Regions from separate parts of the Homo sapiens genome. Here region 2 is linked to region 1. A link is a contact called in ENCODE Hi-C or POLR2A ChIA-PET data. All regions are on one chromosome and are shown on one strand. The core of a region is the stretch at or near the end of the contact, and the rest is flanking DNA. Distances in the headings are between cores, read along the strand shown.

Region 1 (5,179 bases), core at 1,957-4,456:
AAATATTAGCTTTTTCTTTTAAAAAATACAAAGGCTACTTGAGTAAAAATAAAATCTGTTTTTTGTTTGTTTGTTTTGTTTTGTTTTCTATGAGTGAAATGCTACAACTTGGGTTCTAGATTAGGGCAGGGCATGCATTCATGTTTGTTTTGTTGGTGTAACAATGGGTTTCGTTAAGTGGTTGTGGGTGTCTCATACGCAATAGGACACATTGAATGCATTGATATGAATGGATTAATACTAGTACAGTACTCGCTCCTCCTACCTCCCCACTCCCTTTAGGTTTGAGGCAGCTAAAGCTGCTTCTTCCCTGGACTCCACATCTATTCTGGCTCACCTGTGATTATCCCCCATGCCTACCCTGACAACCCACTCTCGACTATGCTTAGGATCAGCACCTAGACTCTCCTGGCCCTGTGCCTACTGTGGTGGACACATACCTGTGTCTCATGAGGGTGGGATGGGAAAGAAGACAGACCTTGCATATACTGGCTGAAGTGTTCACATGCATGTAATCAGTGTTCCTCGACCTCGGTAAGAAACCACAGGGCTGCCCAGTCCTGGTCCCTGCGTGTGTTCTTGCCTGCATCTTACAAATATTAGGAACAGGCCCACACTAGCATGCTATCTCTTTTGGTGTGTTACTTTCAAAAAAGGAAACAACATGAATTTTCATTAAAAATACAGGTAAATTTCTCACTCATTCTAAATCCTGAAGGCAGGTGCACAGAAAATTAGTCTCAATGGAAACAGAAAGTGAAATTGACCACTTTTATTTCTCCCTTTTAAGTAAATTACCTCCCTCAGCAGAGAATGTATTTATTCCAGAATTAATCTGAGCATTTGAAAGTTATTGACGTTTTAGAAAAGTATATCCAAAGGATTGATAGTGGCAAGCTGAACAGTATTTTAAAAACCCACAAAATGTGCCAAGGTCTGAAGGCCATTCAAGTTCAGGGTTGTGATAATAAGCATAACCGTAACTCTGAATTCTGTGAGTTCAATCAAATGCTTGGACTATACAATCAAGTAAAAAGCTTGACAGATTTTTTTATAGTGCACAGCTTAGTAAGAGCTCAGTAAATATTTACTATATTTAAAAAAATCCACCCAGTGTCTGGATGGGTTTGGTCACAGTAGTTCATCATGTAGCCCAAGATAGGGTAGCCCAAGTCAGCCTAAATCTCGTGGTGCTTCAGTGGCACTGAAAGCCAACCATAGCTTCCAAACCTGACGTAGATACTTTAATGTGATAAAGTGGAGCTAATTTTCCCATTTCATGTGTAAGTAGATGCAAGAGTGCACTCACCTCAATGTGGTTTGATTCCTATCCCGCAAAAGCACACTTCAGTCTCAGTATTCATGATGGTTTCAGTTCACTTATTGGTCATTGTCCCTTTGCTCTTTGGTTCTCTGGTCTCAGTGTAAGAATGCACACTGATTTCTGTTAGATTCTATCTGGGCAGAGGGGCGGGGATGGATTATCTTTCTGTGATTGTGTATGAGTTTGGGAGTGGATGAATAGAGGAGGAGTTATGTAGTGAGAAGATGGGTACACTCTGATGAGGGTCTCCAGTGGCGGCCCAAAGTGATTCATGAAGTAGTAGAAGCTGATTTTTGCTCTCTCCAGCCTTCTGCTTTCTAGCCTTAAAGCATCGTGGGTTTTTCCCCTCTCAGGACTCGATTCCCTACGGTGAAAACCCTAATTTATATTTTTTTCTGCTCTGTTCCTATGTGGAATTAACTCTCAGTGTTTTTCAAATTGTGAATCTTGACCCATTAGTAGTTGTTAAATTAATGGGTCAAGCCAGTAGTAAAAAATGAAGTCATATGAAATATATTAGGAAGTGTCAGAGCACATCTTAGGCAGTAGGGAAAGTATTGCTTCTGCAAAAACTTTTATTTCAATTGTACGTGTATGAGAGAGTACTGAACAGTACTGTAAAGGTTGTGATGAGAACAATTTGAAAAGCACTGACCTCAAGCAAGTTGTTAGAGGTGGATTTGTAGGTACACAACAGGCATCAGGAGGAAGGTTTAGGGGCAGGAGACCTCTTCTGTGTACCTCCCACTACCTCATGTCGGCAGCCATCTTCCCATTTGGCCTATATTAAGGTCATACCTATTGTTGTTGGTCCTTTATCCTTGCTTTGTGGAGGACCATCATGAAATCAAAATATTCTTCAGTGAATACTTTGCAGCTTGGAAGGTGCTTTTATTTACATTATCCCACTTGACTACGGATTCTACACACCAGATGCTAGGTTCATCCCAGAAGAGAGGCCGGGTCCAGCCCCCTGCCCCTAAGACCACCTCTAGTATGATCTTATCTAGCTTGTTTTTATGATGCAATGTTAATGCAGCCACTGCCCATAAGGGGACACATGAATCTGAAGGTATTTTCCATGCATGATTAACTTTTAAAGTTATGTTGTATTCCTTGGCCTAAGCAAGGTGTGACTGACCTTATGGCATCTGTAGTAGCCAAGGGTTGACATTAGAGAGGATGAAATAAGCAAGTGGTAATGGCTCTCAGGAATTATGGTAACAAGGAGAAGAGGATGGTTCTTCACTGCTAAGCAGCTTGACTAGGTGAGAGACAGCCAGCATCTTACTGCTTCCTGGCACATGGAGTGTTCCACTGAGAATCACAGGCAGACTCAGGCAACCAGCCACTTTTCAAATGGGCTGTCTTCTGTAGTGCTGTTCCACCACCATTCTGTGGGCCCAACTGTTGCCATTCTGGGGGATCTGCCATTGCTAGCTTAATTCCATTCACTTCAATTCAATTGCTGTTATGAAAGGCCTACTAGTGCTATTCCCCTGAGAATCTATAGAGACAGGGTAGAACTCTTGGATGAAAAGGTGAGGGCTTAGGACATCTGGTTAGTGGAACTTACTTATTTTTGGGCCTCTTTCATCAAGTAACACCAGCTGATGCCTAGGAGTGTGGGAGTCATATCGGCTTTGTTGTCGTCTGTTAGAAACTCTTCGTGTTCACAAAAAAAAAAAAAAAGCAGCCTTGGAGAAATCTTCAACCCAGAAGGAGTTAAGCTGTGTGTCTGCACAGCGCAGCTTTGTTCTGGCAAGGTCCCATCAGTTTAGGTCATTTCTGATGACTTCACTCTCCTGGTGACATCAGCCTCTAATCTCCTGAAGGTGAATTCATGTGCGATTGCTTCAAAATACTCACTCCCTGAGTTCCGAGCCATTCCCGTTGATATATGGACAGAGCTTGTCTTTCCCAGGCCACAGTCTGGTTTGTGCACTGCATTTGTGCTTACCGTATCATATTACCATGTGGACATTATGTCACTAACTGGCACAACCGGCTCAAAATGAAATATGCTTGCTGCAAGCAAAAACCCAAAAGCTAACATCAACTCTCCCCACCCCCTACCCCAGGTACAAAATAAAAGGGCTAGAGGGATGGCTGGACTAGATTTTGGTTTAATATGTTTCTAACTGTTCTCTCCCTCCTCTGCCTTTCTGTGGCCTGAATGTTGATAGTAACTTTATCATCCTTTTCAGTCCTTTATACCCACTAACTCTTGAAAATGTTTGGTCACTGATGGCACAAATTAAATGTAAGACTTTGGAATAATTTAGTTTAGCCTCTTCCTAAAATATCAAGTCTGTGAACTCAAGTAACCTTTTTACCTTCTAAGACCACTTTCTTTTCTTTGTCTTTCAAATGTCATAAAAGAATACAGAGTAGAAATGAAAGCAGCCTGGGCTTATTGGGTAGGTGCCAGGAATTAGCTTTGACAAAGATGGTGTTCTGTGCACTTGGCCCAAGCTGACAGGCATGCAGATGCCTCTAGAAATTGTGGGAGATGAACTGGAAGTATCCCCAGAGTTTGTCCAGTCTTAGGGTGGTGTAAGTACATTTTAGGCCCTTCTCCTGTTATCCACAGGCTGTGTTGACACCCTCTTGTGTCACCAGGGATTCAGAATGCCACAGTGCCTCCCTGACCACTATCATCCTCCTGCTGCCCCCACTCTGGGGCAGAAGAGGGTAGTCTGTCTACAGAGAAGCAGAGTCCCCACACCACTTCCAGGATCCCAAGCACCCATTTATTTTGATTAATAGCTCTTGGCAGTAGACAGTAGCTTCTGGAATACAGAACTGGCCGGGTACACACTGAGGTTTAAAATCACATCAAGAAAATAGCATACTAACACAGGATTGTTAAGGGGAGAAACTGGTGTTCAAACAATAAAATACTACTCTCACTGTTTATCTTTGTTTCATTTTGAAGGAAATAAAGAAATGAAACCTTACAAGTGTAGCAGCCCAGTTATCAAATAGTCATAGCCACAGACACTCAGTTTTGGGGTCAGCCCACAGACTATGGGGGTACTTTCTCTGCCTCTGCACAAAATAAATGTTGAGGCTCTCAATTTTTTGAGGACGGAAATAAAATCCCTGGATGCTTGCAAATATATTTTTTAATGCAGGGATAGCTAGGTTTTCTGAGTTTCAGTTCTGTTTCAGCTGGGGTGCGGGTGGGGGATGGCCTGCATCACAGGGGAAACTGGTGGAATCTTAGTCCAGGAGGCTGGCGCCATTACCATTCACATCAGCTCATGATATACAAAGGTACCAGACTTTTTTTTAAAGGCCCAGTATAAAGTAATCCAACTTTCTTTCTCCTGCTGTATATCCAAGGAGGTGGAAGTATTAAAGAACCCTTTTATACCTTCTCAATGCCATTCTCTTTCTTGGTTCATGCAGGAAAAAAAAAGAAAAAAAAAACACAGAAGACAGACTAGAGAAAAAAAAAACCCAAAAATCTAATTAAAATACAAAATTAATAAAACATTCTCATGTGCTCAAATCCTACATCTTCTCTTCTAACAGCATGGCTGTTATATATGCACCTGCTTACTCTCTTTCCCCAGTAAAGAAACAGCATCTCCTTACTCCAGAGGAATTGGAATTTCCCACTTCCCGACTTCTTGCTCCCTGCAAGCTACTTGAGGACCACAAAGGCTGAGCCTTCTTGTTTGACTGGGAAGACTGGAAGAGCTCTACCTTTCTAGCAGAGAAATGCCTCCTGTGGACAGTGGGCCATAGCCACACATGGGATAGAAGACGTGAGGGGTGTCTGACTTTTGGAAAGAGCTGAGCACTGGATGAGACTTATATTTTTCCCATGTGCCTTACTGGGGTTGT
Region 2 (5,179 bases), core at 1,756-4,255, 230 kb before region 1:
AAGCCCCTCCCACTGCTTTAGCTATCACCTACATTTTAATGACTCCAGAGAGCCAAACTACTTCAACACCCCCTGCTCCCCCAGTAGTTCTCTGATACTTCAGATTCTACAGGGACAAAACAGAGTTCCTTCCCCTAGACTTGAGGCCTACTTCTCCTTTTAGTCCACACCCTAAACCAGAAATCTGGGTATCTCTTGCTCTTGCCCTTTACAGCCAACCAGTTTTCCCATTCCACCAACAGAATTCCACCAATTTAATTACTTCCTTGAATTCCTCTTTTCTCTATCCCCACTATCCCTAGGTACACAGCGGTGGTCCTAATTGATTGTTACTTAGGTCACAGGCTGTTTTACATTCCATCTTCAAGTCTCCAGGACTTCAACCAGTGTACACCTCAATATGACATTTCCAAAACTCCTTTCATGGCTCTCCCTTTCCTATGTTTTAGTCCTGAGGCAGAATAGGAATTTACTCATAAAGCAAGTAACCCCCCTAAAATTGTATGCAAAATTTTAGTATAGGTATGTAAGCGCATTTTTTTTTCCTAGAGAAAGAGCCCATTGCTTTTTATTTTCCTCAAAAGGTATGTGTTTCCCCCAAAACTTGTAGGTCTCAGGCTAAAGTCCAAATTCTTCAGCATGCAGGGTATATACAAAGCCCTGCCCGACCTGGCCTCTTGCCTCCCTGCAGCTAACCTGGCAATTGCTCTCTCTTAACATCTACCTCCTGGATTTACAAACTGGGGTGGAGGTGGGAAAAAAGAATCAAAATCATAAAGTGAAGCCAAAACTGTTTGTGTAGCATTTATACACTGTTGAAGAATCAAAGGCCTTTTTTTCATAGTGCTTTTCGGGAGGGAGAAATTGGATTGTAAACATGTAATTTACAATCTCCACATTTTTTATTCTAGATAAATGCCACACACACCTTCCTGTTACAGAATATTGCATAGCAACTTTCAACATCATTCAGTTTTTTAATACCTATCCACATATGATGTTATGTATTTTACAAATCCTGCAACTAACAACGCAGTTCTTGATAGACTGCGATCTACTGGGAGGACTGCTCGGTTTTCACCTGAATTATTGCTCGTGGTTCACACACTAACACCCAAAAAGACACTCTACGGGTCATGACGTGTCCCTAAAATCCTCCATCTACTCCAGAAAACGTTCTAACTTTTTGAGACGAACTGTTGTAACTAGTCTCCTGGCGAGGCCTGCTATGTCTTATACCACAGGCTCTAACTGCCAAATCTTTTTCAGAAGTCTTTCAGTTGTTGCCTCCAAACGGAGCTCTTTGCAGTCCTCGGGCGGACGAATGGACGGATTCGAGCGAAGCTTATTTCCCTTCTCCTAACGCATCTACCTATAAATAGCGCTCACCGCGCTGAGTCACCAAAACCCCGAGTTTCCCCAAATAGCGCGTAACGACTGCTGGGATCGCGTCCCTCGGGGCTCTGTGACAGACTCCAACCACACACCCGCTGGGCTGGACTGCGGGCCCACACGGCCCAGCGGGTCTCTCACCACCCGGCGCCCCAGGGACGCGGGCGAGGCCGCGGTGTCCGGACCGAGTCGACAGCGTCGGACTTCCCGCGCGCGGACGGCGCTCTGGGGAAGGAGGAGCCGGCGGGCGGCTGGACCTGGCCTTGACTGCGCGGGGTCCGCCCCCGCCCCCTCGGGAGCGCAGAGTTGCGGGGGGCCGGCACCAGCCTCCGCCCTGCGCCGCCCGCTCACACAATGGGACGCGTCGGGAGGGGGCGGCCGCGGCTCCCATTCCGGTCCCAGGGCGGGGACTCCGGGCGGCGGGAGAAGCAGTCGGGCTGGGGCCAGAAGGAAAACCCCTCTCTCCCTCTGCCCACTCAAACTGCGAAAGGGCTCCAGCCGGCGGTGCCAGGGGCTGGGGAGCAGCTGGGGAGGGAGCGGAAGTGCCACCCCCTGCAGTCAAGGGTGGTGACGTCACCCCTGCAGCCAGCCTGTAGCGGGGGTGTCTGTACATCACATGACCCGGCCCCCCTCTCCCCGCCGAAGCCCGCGCGCGCGCTCTCTCCCCCAGCCCCGACTCCCACCTCTCCCCCGCCCCCTCTCCCCAACTTTCGCCCTCCCCGCTCCGGCACCGCTGTCAACAGCGCCAGCTCCGCCCCCTCCCCGCGCCCTGTGGAACCGCCACGGCGGCGCGGCGGGCGCTCGCGCTCAGGTCCGAGGCTCCGAGAAGCGAGCGTGCCCCGGTTCCACCCTGCCCCCCAGCTCAGTGCTTGCTGGCTGCGTGGGCACCAGAGCCAGGGGGCACGGCGGCGTGCAGCGACAGCGCTTCTCTGCTCCATCCTCCCACAGCAGTTAGAGGACGAAGCTGAGGCGCCGGGTCCGAGCTCGGAGGGAGCGAGGCGCATGCAGCGGCCTCCGGGCCCTGACGCGTAGCCTCCGGGGGTCGGCCCACGGGCGAGAGAAGCAGCCGGGAGCCCCTCCTCGACCCCAGCAAGGCGGCCCGCGCCTCCGCTCTCCCTACCGCCCGGGTGGCGCACGCCAGTCCTCCGTCTTTGGCTGCGGCGCAGGCACCGGCCATACGACGAGGGGCCAGGCGGGGACCGCCTCCTTGAGCCCCCTCGGCCACCCCTGCCGTGTGGACTGCTGGGGTTGCAGATTTGCTGGCTGTTGCTGCAGCGCCTCGTTCTATTTTTCCTCTCAGTTCCCTTCTAAAAGTGGAGGCTCGGGGGAGGAAAAAGAAAGCCCACAGTGTTGAAAGGGGCGGTACGGACTGACCTGTCAACGGCGGAGGAGGAAGACCCCCGTTCGGGGCGAGCTCTCGAGCCCGCGCAGGGATCGGAGCTCTGGGCTCGCGCGGAAAGGCACGGCGGCAGCTGTGCCTCAGCCAGGTGTCCCCCCTCGGCGGGGCCCGCGCCGCCGCGCCCGCCCCCTCCCCCGGCGCAGCGCTCCCCGCCCCATCGCCGGGGACCAGGGAACCCCCCGGCTCGATTTTTTGTGCAGTTTCAGCAAAGCTCCGAGGAAGTTGGTCCTTTTGTTCCACTATTTATAGATTGCGTCAACATTGCGAAAAGGAGAAGGCGGAGCGGTGGCCCCTCCCCCTCCCCTCCCCCCGCCGGCTCCTGGGAGAGAAAAGCCCCAGCACACGACCTAAGTACACAGCGCGCCAGCCGCCCGCCCGCGGCCTTCTGCTCCCCGCTTCTTCCCCCTCCCAGCCGGGGCCCGAACGCTGCCAACCCCGTCACGTGCCCGCCCGGGAAAACCAGCTCCCCGGGGCTCCGCGCCGCCCGCCAGGCTTCGTGGCGGCGGCGGCGGCAGCGGCCTCACCCAGCTCGTGGGCTCGGGCCGCGGCTCAGGCGTCACGCATAGCGTGGGCACCCACGCCCTCGCCACCCGACGAGGATCTCGGGCTCCGCGACCTGTGGGAGTGCTGCGGGGCGTCCCGCACTTCCGCCCTCTCTCGTCTCCGGCTCCCCAGTCGCCGCCCCGCTCGCCGAGTGTGCGCGCATTCGGGCCTCGCCTCGGAGCCGGGAGGCTGTCCTGTCCCCAGGCCCCTCGCGCGGCCGCTCTTCCAGGCATTGCGGTGCTAGCCCCCTCTCCCGCGCACGACTGGGGAGGGCAGAGGTGTGAGGGATGCGGGGGTGGCTCGCAGCCGTTCGCGGGCAGGCGGGCGGAGCGCGGGAAGCGCGGTGCGGGCGTTCCATGGCGCACCCAGACGCTCTCCCTCCTCCGCAGGTGCAGCGGGGCGTTGCGCGAGCTCGAGTCCCCCTTCCCGGACAGCTAGGGAGAAGGGAGTTTGCAGACCGGAGCTACAGTTGGAAGAATATAGTTTTTGAGAAGTTACTGGAAGTTAGATGTGAGACAAAAACAGACGAACTTTCCTTCAAAGCCTTATGACGAAATGATAGGCCTTGCCATACCCTTGAAATGAAACTGAGCTCCCTACCGGCCTAAAGCCGCTGTTCCTGAGCTTCATGTAAACAAGGAGGGCGGTAAACACCAGAGGAAGGCCTTACAACAATACCAAGTGCAAGTAGCTCATTTGAGTGTTATTTATCTTAGCAGCTTCCCTGAGTGATTTATGTATATTGCAGTTTAACTTTACAGGGTGGGAATAAAATAATTTGGCTTCTCAGCTCACTGGCGGAAGAAACTAGAGCTGAGCTGGGACGAGGGCAAGAAGCGCGTCGCACCTTTCCTGGCAGCTGAACAGTGTGATGAACAGTCTGGAAGGGTTATGTTATTACTTAAGGGGTTTGGGGAAACCGTTCCCGCGCACAGACCCTCATTCGGGCCAACTGCAGGCCGTGGGGGACTCTTCAAGGACTCGCGCAACCCGAGCCGAGCTTCCTGGCTGGGCACTGGGCTCAGCCAGTGCTGAGAGCGCTTTCGCTGGGCCAGTCAAGACAGCAATAAGTTTGCCTCTATTTGGGAAACCTTTCCAGGCTTGCCTGCCCTCTTTTAAGAGGGAGACTAGGTGGTGGGATCGTCAGCTGCCAATGTGTGCACTCGTTCTAAAGAAGGCGAGAGGAAGTAAAGCGAACCTGTGCAGTGTTTGCTGGGCTTCCAAAACGCGGAGCTTAGTCGACCCCCCAGCGAACCGGACGGCGCTTTGGTCCCCTCACACCTAACGGTACTCAGAGCCTGGTGCGGGAGCTGGCGCGCTCGCTCCTGGTTTCCTTCCAATTTAGGCAAAGGCCCTGGCCGCCCGTCTTCCTGCTTCTGCTGTGCCCTGCCACAGCACTCCTAAGACGGCGAATTCGTTTCTGCGCCAATTTTGTTTTGAATATCTACAAACCACTTTTCCTTGCATGAAGAAAACAAGGCAGGGCCCCCTGGCCCGTCCCACACCTGCGAGAGGCAGAGATACAGAGGCCTCGGGCCTCAGCCTTCATTTCCCCGCCCTAGCTTCGCGCCAAGCTGCAGTGTCCCCGACACACTGTCAGGACACGCGCTTTTCGCCCCTACTTTGTTCTTGCGCAGTCTTCCCAGCTGCGGAGAGGAGGGAGCGAAAGCAAAACGAAAGCACCCGGGGCGCATCAGTTGCAATAGCTTCCCTGAGCGCGGCCGTGGGAGGCCAAGATCTGAGGTCGCGAGGCGACGGTGGGGGCCCGAGCTGCGCAGAAACTGGGTGGGGGCGGTCCCTGGAGGGCGCCCGGGAGCTGCTAGAAGTTGTCCGGAGCCCCTCAAC

The links. Hi-C counts contacts between places; a loop is a spot of excess contacts on that map. ChIA-PET counts read pairs that join two places held with the same protein, here RNA polymerase II (POLR2A). Pooled maps may share reads with other maps.
Region 2: a map of PC-9 shows a loop between it and region 1 (17-fold over the local background). The contact joins the promoter of DLEU2 here to the enhancer-like site in region 1. A Hi-C loop is called at or near these places in 5 of 168 maps with a recorded cell type or tissue (B cell, CD4-positive, alpha-beta memory T cell, GM12878 and 2 more), 35 of 37 single-sample maps with no recorded cell type and 19 of 50 pooled maps. POLR2A ChIA-PET finds 5 or more read pairs at or near these places in 16 of 52 experiments (CD4-positive, alpha-beta T cell, CD4-positive, alpha-beta memory T cell, CD8-positive, alpha-beta T cell and 11 more).

The regions. Positions count from the first base shown.
Region 1 is chr13:50,354,630-50,359,808 of GRCh38, forward strand. The region is part of intron 2 of DLEU1 (deleted in lymphocytic leukemia 1); the gene reads left to right. Among named protein-coding and RNA genes, the nearest start is that of DLEU1-AS1, 170 kb to the right of the region's middle. Within about 2 kb of position 3,207, at least 14 of the 41 ENCODE cell types and tissues checked have a DNase peak (open chromatin) inside an H3K27ac peak, as active enhancers do; they include B cell and PC-9, where a contact is called at or near this core.
Region 2 is chr13:50,122,536-50,127,714 of GRCh38, forward strand. It overlaps DLEU2 (deleted in lymphocytic leukemia 2), which reads right to left and starts at 3,006. Exons shown (of 14, transcript NR_152566.1): 1 at 2,767-3,006. All of the region lies in intron 2 of DLEU1 (deleted in lymphocytic leukemia 1), which reads left to right. RefSeq lists silencers at 1,469-1,978, 2,059-2,568, 2,889-3,098, 3,129-3,458 and an enhancer at 3,127-3,837.